Linked DNA regions of Homo sapiens: region 1 is linked to region 2. A link is a contact called in ENCODE Hi-C or POLR2A ChIA-PET data. All regions are on one chromosome and are shown on one strand. Each heading gives the region's core, a stretch centred on a gene start or an enhancer-like site at or near the end of the contact. The rest is flanking DNA. Distances are from core to core; before and after follow the strand shown. Region 1 holds the start of MTRFR (mitochondrial translation release factor in rescue). Region 2 overlaps MLXIP (MLX interacting protein).

The links. A loop is a pair of places that touch in the nucleus more often than their neighbours do. ChIA-PET counts read pairs that join two places held with the same protein, here RNA polymerase II (POLR2A). Pooled maps may share reads with other maps.
Region 1: a loop to region 2 is called in a pooled map, with 2.1 times the contacts of the local background. The contact joins the promoter of MTRFR here to the enhancer-like site in region 2. A Hi-C loop is called at or near these places in 1 of 50 pooled maps. POLR2A ChIA-PET finds 5 or more read pairs at or near these places in 2 of 52 experiments (CD4-positive, alpha-beta memory T cell and activated CD4-positive, alpha-beta T cell).

The regions. Positions count from the first base shown.
Region 1 is chr12:123,229,877-123,234,935 of GRCh38, forward strand. It overlaps MTRFR (mitochondrial translation release factor in rescue), which reads left to right and starts at 3,560. Exons shown (of 3, transcript NM_152269.5): 1 at 3,560-3,655. It overlaps MPHOSPH9 (M-phase phosphoprotein 9), which reads right to left and starts at 3,265. Exons shown (of 24, transcript NM_022782.4): 1 at 3,199-3,265; 2 at 385-646. The coding sequence starts at 488. RefSeq lists an enhancer at 3,038-3,277.
Region 2 is chr12:122,105,639-122,110,799 of GRCh38, forward strand. All of the region lies in intron 1 of MLXIP (MLX interacting protein), which reads left to right. Among named protein-coding and RNA genes, the nearest start is that of MLXIP, 29 kb to the left of the region's middle. RefSeq lists an enhancer at 3,152-3,471. Within about 2 kb of position 3,047, at least 17 of the 41 ENCODE cell types and tissues checked have a DNase peak (open chromatin) inside an H3K27ac peak, as active enhancers do.

The sequences.
Region 1 (5,059 bases), core at 2,310-4,809, 1.1 Mb after region 2:
AGTGGCGCAATCTTGGCTCATTGCAACCTCTGCCTCCCAGGTTCCAGCAATTCTCCTGCCTCAGCCTCCTGAGTAGCTGGGACTACAGGCGCGTGCCACCACACCTGGCTAATTTTTGTATTTTTAGTAGAGACGAGGCTTCACCATGTTAGCCAGGCTGGTCTCCAACTCCTGGCCTCAGGTGATCCACCCGCCTCAGCCTACCAAGGTGCTGGGATTACAGGCATGAGCCACCGCGCCCAGCCTCCCTGAACATTCTTGATGATAGGTTAAAAAATAATAATAATTCAAATCAGTAACTATGACACTATTTGGATAAGTTGATAAACGTATGCAAATAAGGTTATTCTGATTTGGTACATTTTTTTTAAATCCCATTCTTACCTATCAGTATTTAAGTTCAGTCCAAGAGAATGAAGAGAATTTTCATCAGATCCTACAGAAGATGAAGTTTTGTGTAAGGTTTTCACCAAGTCAAACTCTTCCATAGTGTACAGAAATTGTTATATTCTCTTATTGGAAAATAAAGGTTCTTGGGCTGTTTGAGAAAAATGAATCCGTGTCATCTTCAGAGGCTTCATCATCTACTGGCATTTTCAGTGGCTAACATTCAGAACTGTGAAATATCCTAAACTTCCAAGAGAGTCTGAAAATGAATGGGGGAAAAAAATACTACTATAAAAAGCCACCAAAGCTAGCAACTGTTTTTACATAACTTTGGAAACCTTAACTGCTTTCATACAGATCTCCATTAAGGATAGCAACAGTATTCATAATAATCAAAATGTAGAAACCACCCAAATGTCCATCAATGGATAAATGGATAAACGAATGAAGCATATTCATAGAACAGGATAGGATTCAGCCATAAAAAGACACATGCTACAACATACATGAACACTGAAGATACTATGCTAAGTAAAAAAAGCCAGTCACAAAAGACCACAGACTATATGATTTCATTGATATGAAATATCTTGAATGGGCAAATTCATAGACAAATGGCTGCCAGGAGCTGGGGAAGGAGAGAATGTGAGTGAGTGCAGCTGGTATGGAGTTTCTTTTTGGGGTGATAAAAAATTCTGGAATTAGATAGTGGTGATGGCTGCACAACCTTGTGAACTAAAAACCACTGAATTGTACACTTGTAAAAGACTGAATTTTATGGTATGTGAATTATGTATCTCAATTAAAAATCTACATTAAGGATTATTTGCAAAAGTAGCATCACCTTTTTCAGGTAATATTTCAGATTTTTATATGTTTAATAATCAAGGTTCTTTTTTTTAGAGACAGCATCTTGCTATGTTGCCCAGGCTGGTCTACAACTCCTGGCCTCAAGTGCTCAGCCTCCCGAGCAGCTGGGATTATAGCGCAAACCATTTTGCCAGGCTTTACAATGAAAGTTCTAGATATAATTCTATTATGTAACAATTGGAATACTTGCATGCCTTGTTCATTTGTTTAATAAATTCTACCAAGTATATATGTTTGTTGACTTATACAGAGACAAGAAGAACTGAACTACTTAATATTTAATTTGTATTAAAAAGAGCCAATTAAACTGTTAACAACCATAGCTTCCCCATTGTCTGGAAGTACATTTTGAACTATATATATGGTCTTTTGTCTCTGTGCAGCTATTCTTAGAAAATAAACCACTGGGCACACTGGAGCCTGCCTGCAGCTACTGGGAGCATGTCCCAGCTACTCTGGAGGCTGAGGTGGGAGGATCACTTCAGCCCAGGAGTTCAAGACTGCAGTGAGCTATGATCCTGCCACTGCACTCCAGCTTGGGCAACAGACCAAGACCCCATCTCTTAAAAAATAAAAATAAAAATAAAAAAATTATTTGCCAGGCCAACTAAAATTTCAGTGAAGCTGGATATATACCATGGCAAATTGGCTGTAACAGGTCAAACAAGATGCCTCCTTCCTGGGGAATTCATGCACTTATAAAAGAGCAAGGGAGCAAGAGGAAAAAGGAGAAAGAAAGAAAACTTCAGCTGCTTACAAACTGAAAAGCTTAGAGAGTGCAACAGGAATATTATCTAGTATTCCGCTTCTGCTAGATTCCCACTTTCTAGGGCCTGCTTTTATAAAGCATTACACAAAAACAGGGACCATTTCCTTCAGGGACAGGAGTGAATGCAAAGGGTAACCGGACCTAACTAAATGGACTTTTCCCCAGTGGCTCAGCCCATCACCCACGACAAATGGGGCATTGAAACAGTCAAGGACTGCCCCTTCCAACTGGCAACAGAAATACCTGGATTCCAATCACCATGCTATTACACCAGGAAAACACAAGCTCTCCAGGGAGATGAACCTGCAACCCCATCTATTATTTCCCCTGCTAAGGTAATCCGGATCCGGATGCAGATCCAGATGGAAAACCACTAGAAATTCAAAGATGCTTCTCCATTTGGGGTGGAGGTGCTGGGGGGAGGGCAGGGAAGTAAGAGGGAAAAATCCTTAAACACCCACAAATACAATGCAAAAAAAAATTTTTTTAACTTGATACAGAATGAATATAAGAGCAGAGCTTTTATATTTCCCAGCAACAAGATATGACGCTTTTGGTGTCCCTACCCCCTAGCAAAAAAAGGGAGCTGGGGAAAAGGAACGATTGATGGTTATGAAACATGAAAGTTAACTGGGCGCTCCGCCTTGACGGGAGGCTTGGGGGAGAGGAAGAGATTTCAGATGGGGATGAGGCCAGATCCCGACATTCTGAGCTCACAGTCAGCCCGCAATGGCTGGTGGCGGCTATCGGGTCAAAGTGGGAAGGAGAGGGAGAATCTATGCAGTCGCCTAAGCTACGGAAAGCAGGGAGGACGGAGAAAAGCCACCGCTCCTGCAACTACAACCGCGATTCCAAAAGGAAACCGGGGCACCTTGGCAAAAAATGGGGGGAAAAATTAAAAAAACCCCACAAACCCCCCGCCCCTCAGGAAGAGCGATCTGCGATTGGGCCGCGCGAGTGTCACTCAAGGGCGCCGAGTCTAGAAAAGGCGCACCGCGGCCGGGCAGAGCTCCCACACGCCGAAGGGCTCCGAGGGGGTCAGGCCAATCGGCAGCCGTCACCCCACACCCCAGCCCATCACCACACTCAAGGGGCCGCTAAGACAGTGTCTCCTAAGTCTCGTCTCCTGTCCCCAGCGGCCTACAGCTCCCTGCAGGCTGGTGGCCGCTTACCTGGCCGCCGCTCCCGCTGCCGATGTCAGGGTCATGCAAGCGGCCTCTCGCGACCGTTACCCGAGGGAGCGCGCGCGCGCCCGGCGTCTCTCCAGTGATTGGCTGCCCGGAAGGAGGCGGAGACAGCCTCGCATGGCGCGCGCGTCCACCTCGCCGTTCCCCCTCGCGCAGCTCCAACCAAAGAGAGACATCCAACCCCGGGGGAGTGACAAGGGGGCGGGATTGCTGTGAAACTCTCTTCTCTGATTGGCTCTCTGGGAGCCAGCCGCTGCCACGAGGGAAAGAAGCTTCAGTTTCTCGCATGCGCAGTGAGTAAACATGAGCCTCTGGTAGATAAGAGAAACCGCGATCGGAGTACGGCGCGTGCGCAGATCAGGGATCGCGATTGCGAATCCTCCGCTGAGGTGATTTGGATATCCCTAGAACGTTGAGGGCACGAGTCGGGTCCTGAGACCAGGTAAGCATCTGCGGAGAAGCCAGGTAACCCTACGGCTGCCGACGACTGTCAAAGGCTCCGGAGAGAGGACTGCGAGCCGGGACGCCTGGGTTTTTCCCGACTTGCGACCCCGAGTGGCGCAGCCAGTTTACCTGAGGCCGCGCTGGCGGTGGGGTGGGGCCGGCCGTGACACCCGAGCTCAGTTTTCTCGGGACCTGGTTTACGCTAGGTGCTGTGGGTCGGCCCTGGGGCTGTTCAGGCACTCAGGGCAGGGGAGAGGAGAGACTACCGTCCTGGAGATAACGGTTCCACGGAGGCCCAAGGCGAAACGGAAGGATCCTCATGTACAAAACTGAGCGGAATGGAGCTGTGAGCACGCATCAGGTGCTGTTTCAGGCCTGGCACGTAGTAGAGGTCAGCACTGCCCTTGCTAGGCTTTTGCGGAGATACTCGTTTTTTTTTTAATAGACGTGGGGTGGGGGGGTCTCACTGTGTTGCCCAAGCTGATCTCGAACTCCTGGCCTCAAGCGATCCTCCTTCCTCGGCCTCCCAAAGTGCTGGGATCACAGGCGCAAGCCACCCAGCCCTACTTTTGAAGGACCAAAGGGAACTCGCTCTCCTCCCCGTGGGACCCCAGCCCATTTCATGCGCACTGTGCAGGCCACATTCTTCAGCATAGTTAACCTTTAAGGTCTTTCCAGCTACTCGATTTACCTCCAGGAGTTCTGGCTCACAGTAAAGGGACTTCCCTGGCACTATCACTTAGGCCTCCACAACCCAGGAAATGGATCTGCCCTTGGAATAACAGATCTGCCAGGAGGCGTTACATCTCATTGGAGCTTCCTAAGTATACCTACCAATTTTTTTTTACTTTTTTTATTTTTGTGGGGGAGGGGGGTAGGGGGGACAAGGTCTCTCTCTGTCACCCAGGCTGGAGGGCAGTGGCGCGATCTCGGCTCACTTTAACCTCTGCCTCCCGGGTTCAAGTGATTCTTCTGCTTCAGCCTCCCGAGTAGCCGGGAATACCGGTGCCCGCCACCACATCCGGCTAATTTTTTGTATTTTTAGTAGAGACGGGGTTTTGCCATATTGGCCAGGCTGGTCTCGAATTCCTGACCTCAGGTCATCCTCCTGCCTCGGCCACCCAAAGTGCTGGGATTACAGGCATGAGCCACCACGCCTGGCAATTTTCAAAGGGTAAATTTGATGTTATCCTATCTTTCATGATTTTTTAAATTATATTACATAATTCCAAAAGATATTTTATGTTTAAACCAGGACTTACTTCATTGAAGATGGTTTTATCTTTCAGTGTGAACCTGCTGGGAAGTCAGGCTATATTTTTGGCATCACAGTGATCTCCTTAGTACCTGATTTCACAGACCAGAATTATGATCCCACCAAATAACATGTTTTCAGTAATGT
Region 2 (5,161 bases), core at 1,797-4,296:
TTTTTCACTTTTATGTGGTCAAAACACCCATGGTACAAAAGAGGTATCTCTCAAAAACTTCCCTTTTAGAGGCGGAGCTTGCAGTGAGCCGAGATTGTGCCACTGCAGTCCGGCCTGGGCTAAAGAGCGGGACTCCGTCTCAAAAAAAAAAAAAACTTCCCTTTTATAAGCCCTTTCCCCCCCTTCTTTTCCTCCTCTCTCTCTTGTTCCCTTCTTTCTCTGTCTGCTTTACTTTAGAACCTGATGTGACAAATTAGCTTTGATTCCTATTCTGTCATCGTTTTGGACTATAGGTTCAGACTATAGGTTCACACTTAAGTGTGAGATGTTGGCCAACTGGCATTTCCATCGCTTCACTTGCTCTTCTTTTTCAAGGATTTGCCTGTTGCCCAGGCCAGCCCCTGGCTGGGAAAAGTAGCAGCAAGGTTGGGACTTTGATCCTAGGCTCTGCACTGTGGGTGGTGTTATCTCAACTTATCCTCTGTCTTCAAAGCTGCAGACCCATTTATGGTGGTGATGGAGAAGGGAGGGAAGAGCATGGGCCAGAAGCCAAAGCTGCTCGTTTCTGGAGAAGGCCTCCTGATTCCCTCTGCCTGAAACCCTTTTCTCTCCCTTCTTTCCCTGGTTAACTCCTGCCCGTCCTTGGAGACTCCGCTCAGGCATCCTAATTAAGGAAAACACCACTGGGTGCCCCTCCATTGCACTTCCATACACTCCACACATGCCTTTGCTCACTCAAAGGAAGACCTTTCTGTCTTCTGCATTAGCTCGTGAGGTCCTGAGGGCAGAGCCAGGGATGGCATTGTCACTGTGTTGTCACTGTCTGTGCAGAGCCTGACACATCGGGCTTTTGGTAAGTGTTGCTGGGATGTTCCACTCCCTGGCCTGCAGAGGGTTTCTGTATGGTGTGGATGCATTTGATTCCTGGTGGTGAAAGCAAGATGGAATCGCAGGTTCTTTTTTTTTTTTTTTTTTTTTTTTGAGATGGAGTCTCACTCTGTCATCCAGGCTGGAGTGCAGTGGCGCGATCTCGGCTCACTGCAACCTCCGCCTCCCGGGTTCAAGTGATCCTCCTGCCGTAGCCTCCTGAGTAGCTGGGACTACAGGCCTGCACCTCCAAGCCTGGCTAATTTTTGTATTTTTAGTAGAGATGGGGTTTTACTATGTTGGCCAGGCTGGTCTCAAACTCCTGACCTCAGGTGATACACCCACCTTGGCCTCCCGAAGTGCTGTGATTACAGGTGTGAGCCACAGCACCCGGCCTTCACTGCTCTTGATTCCCATAGATTCATGGAGCTGAAAGAGAGGTAGCAGCATCAGCTGCACCAGCTGCACTAGCTTCCGGGTGCAGGACTCCAACTGGGCCCACGCCTCTCCTCTGAGAGCACTGGCAGGGGTTCAACGTCACCAGCCCTCCTCCTTGTGTTCTCCTCTGTCTGTCGCCCTCTCCCAGGTTGTCCACTCTGTAGCTTGACTAAGAGGCACTTGATAAGGGTCACTGCTGTGAAGTGTGCCTGAGAGCTGATGGTGCAGGCAGTCATCAGGCCCTTGGTGGCATTTCCTCGTGGCGGGAGCTGGGGGTTCAGGTGACAGGACAGCTGTGAAACCCCCAGCTGCAATTCCTGTGTAAGGGCTAATAAAGACATTTCTGCCTGTGCTGTCGCTCTTGGTGGGATGCATTTGCATTTTCCTGGATGTACCTAATCTCACAGCTCTGGTGCTCTCCAGCTCCGCAGCACCTTTGTTCAGCATCCCCCCACAGTCGTTCCCCCTCTTCCCATCCAGAGTCACGGTGAGGCTTGGCCACAGTGGCCTAGAGGCTTTAATTGTGCGGTTCCCACAGCACAGTGAGTCAGACAGCCCTGAACGTCTTGGGAAGCATCAGCTGAATGTATGAATTCTTTTTACTGAGAACCTCCTGTGTTCCAGATAGAAAGTCAGTCTGCTCTAAATACCTGGCTTCATTTCATTCTTACCACAGCTCTGTGAAGTAGTTTTCTTTTTTTCCCAAAGAAAGTGAAGTTCTGAAAGGCCAGGTGTCTGTCCAAGGCTGCAGAGCTGGCAGGCAGTTGGACACTGACTGCCCTCTCCCGGCTCTCCTGTGGCTGGTGGTGACAGGGTGGTTAGAAAAGTGTCTTTTCCGAGTTGGCCCTGATTGAAAAGGGGGATTTGGGGGGACATTGTCCTCCCCCAGCTCTCCTGTGACCAGTGGTGACAGGGTGGTGATAAAAGCATCTTTCTGAGTTGGCCTTGATTGGAAGGTGGGGGGTTGCGGGGACACTGCCCTCTCTGGCTCTCCCCTGGCCGGCGGTGACTAGGTGGTAATAAAAGTATCTTTCCAAGCTGACCCTGATTGGAAGGTGCGCCATGTGTCCCCTGCGAAGGGCAGCCTGGCCTGTGATGCTGCTGATGGAGAAGATGAATTTTTATGACATTAAGACAGAATCAGGGCCGAAAGGGGTGGTTCACACCTGTAATCCCAGCACTTTGGGAGGCTGAGGCGGGTGAATCACGAGTTCAAGAGATCAAGACCATCCTGGCCAACACGGTGAAACCTCGTCTGTACTAAAAATACAAAAATTAGCCAGGTATGGTGGCGGGCATCTACAATCTCAGCTACTCAGGAGGCTGAGGCAGGAGAATGGCTTTAACCCAGGAGGCAGAGGTTGCAGTGAGCTGAGATAACACCACTGCAACTCTAGCCTGGCGACAGAGCGAGACTCCATCTCAAAAAAAAAAAAAAAAAAAAAGACAGAATTAGATTTCCTCAGTAAAATCTGGGATTTTGCCATCAGAGGAATCATATTATCATTCTTCCTTATGTCAGGAAAGGGTAGCAGGCCCTTGTACATAACACGAGGACTGAAACTTTATAGTCAAAAAATCAACATAAATGGTTGGCTTCAAGTTTTGTTCATAATTACTCTCTCCCTGCTCGACTCCTCCCCACCTCTAAATGCACGCTGGCCCCCAAAGATCTGCAGGAAGGAGAAGACACAAAATCTCCTTCCCATGTGGGTCACGCCCTTTCATTAGTCCGTGAGCTCCTGCAAGGCCTGTGTTTTGCTTTCACTTGTGTGTGGAGGGAACCAGCAGTACATCAGGGACTTCGGTTTTGAGAAATGAGTGCCCATCACTGTCTAGGCAGACTTCTTTTTCCTGCTCTGTAGTTTTTCTTAAATTATGTGTGTCTTACAAATTCTCATTCCATTTTAGTCTATTCTTCCAGGAGGCCTTCAAGCAGGGGTAAATGAAAGAGAGAGACATTAGTCACTCTGACCTTGACTTTTAGTGACTAAACCTGTGCTCACCCTCATGTGAAACTATAAAAAATATAATTTCCTTTTTAGGTGGCACAATCTCAGCTCACTGCAACCTCTGCCTTCCGGGCTCAAGTGATTCTCCTGCCTCAGCCTCCTGAGTAGCTGGGATTACAAGCGTGCACCACCACACCTGGCTAATTTTTGTATTTTTAGTAGAGATGGGGTTTCACCATGTTGGCCATGCTGGTCTCGAACTCCTGACCTGAAGTGTTCTGCCCACCTTGGCCTCCCAAAGTGCTGGGATTACAAGGCGTGAGCCACCACGCCCAGCTAATTTTTGTATTTTTAGTAGTGACGGGGTTGCACTGTGTTGGCTAGGCTGGTCTTGAACTCCTGACCTGAAGTGATCCGCCCGCCTTGGCCTCCCAAAGTGTTGGGATTATAGGCATGAGCCACTGTGCCCAACTACTTTTTGTATTCTTAGTAGTGATGGGGTTTTGCCATGTTGGCCAGGCTGGTCTCGAACTCCTGGCCTTAAGCGATCCACACTGGGATTACAGGTGTGAGCCACCGTGCCTGGCCCAAATTGTTGCTTTTCACAGACAGGAAAGAAATGTAGATATATGGAATGCTGACAAAGATGTAATCCGTTCATACGTCTCAGGAGAGACAGAAGGGCTGTTTGACCTCAGATGGGTTGGCTGAGGAGATTTGCAGCATGTCTGAAATACAAAAACTGTTTCTACAGCTTGCCTTCGATTTAGAGTAGGCTCCAACTCTTCTGCCCATCCCAAACTCCTTTGCTACTTGGAAGGTTAATAAGTTGACTAAAAAACACCCATGGGAAGAGGATGCAAAGGAGAGATTTAGGTTGACAACTGATTCTCAGTAGCAGATGGGAGAAAGCATCTTTAGCAGGCAAAGGGAAAATGGATTTTATTTTGGAATTTCTATTATGTGATGAGGGCAGTACAAAGTTGTTCGTATGCTTTTTTGAATCCTCTTCCTCAAATAAGCCAGAATCCTGTGGTTGCAGTGGGTGTTACAGGATCCAGCTATTCTTCCTTTTGCCGAATGGAAGTGGGTGTGACCCCAACGCATCCCTGCTCTGGGTGCCTCTCATTTTTATTCTTTAGGGCCAGGAACTCTCTTTCTGGGGAGGGATACAATTCCAGACCCTTAAAACTGAAAATAATTGGGAACAATCTTTACTGAATTATCTCTTGTCTCAAAAAGGGAAAAACCTATTTAAAGCCTATTTAGGTTTAGGGTCAGGTACGGTGGCTCACGTCTGTAATCTTAGCACATTAGGAGGCCGAGGCAGGAGGATTGCTTGAGGTCAGGAGTTCGAGATCAGCCTGGGCAGCATGGGGAGATGCTTATCTCTCTTTTTTTTATTTTTTGAGACAGAGTTTTGCTCTTGTTGCCCAGGCTGGAGTGCAATGGCGCGGTCTTGGGTCACTGCAACCTCCGCCTCCTGGGCTCAAGCAATTCTCCTGCCTCAGCCTCGTGAGTAGCTGGGATTACAGGTATGTGCCACCACGCCCGGCTAATTTTGTATTTTTAGTAGAGACAGGGTTTCTCCATGTTGGTCAGGCTGGTCTCAAACTCCCAACCTCAGGTGATCCACCCGCTTCGGCCTCCTAAAGTGCTGGGATTACAGGTGTGAGCCACTGCACCTGGCCTGGGAGACGCTTATCTTTACCAAAAAAATTAAAATTTAGCTGGGCATGGTGGTGCATGCCTGTAGTCCCAAATTCTTGGGAGGCTGAGGTGGGAGGATCACATGAACCCAGTAGTTCAAGGCTGCAGTGAGCTATGATCATGCCACTGCACTCCAGCCTGGGCAACAGAGCTAGATCCTGCTCTTCAAAAGAAAAAAAAATAAAAAAAGGGCT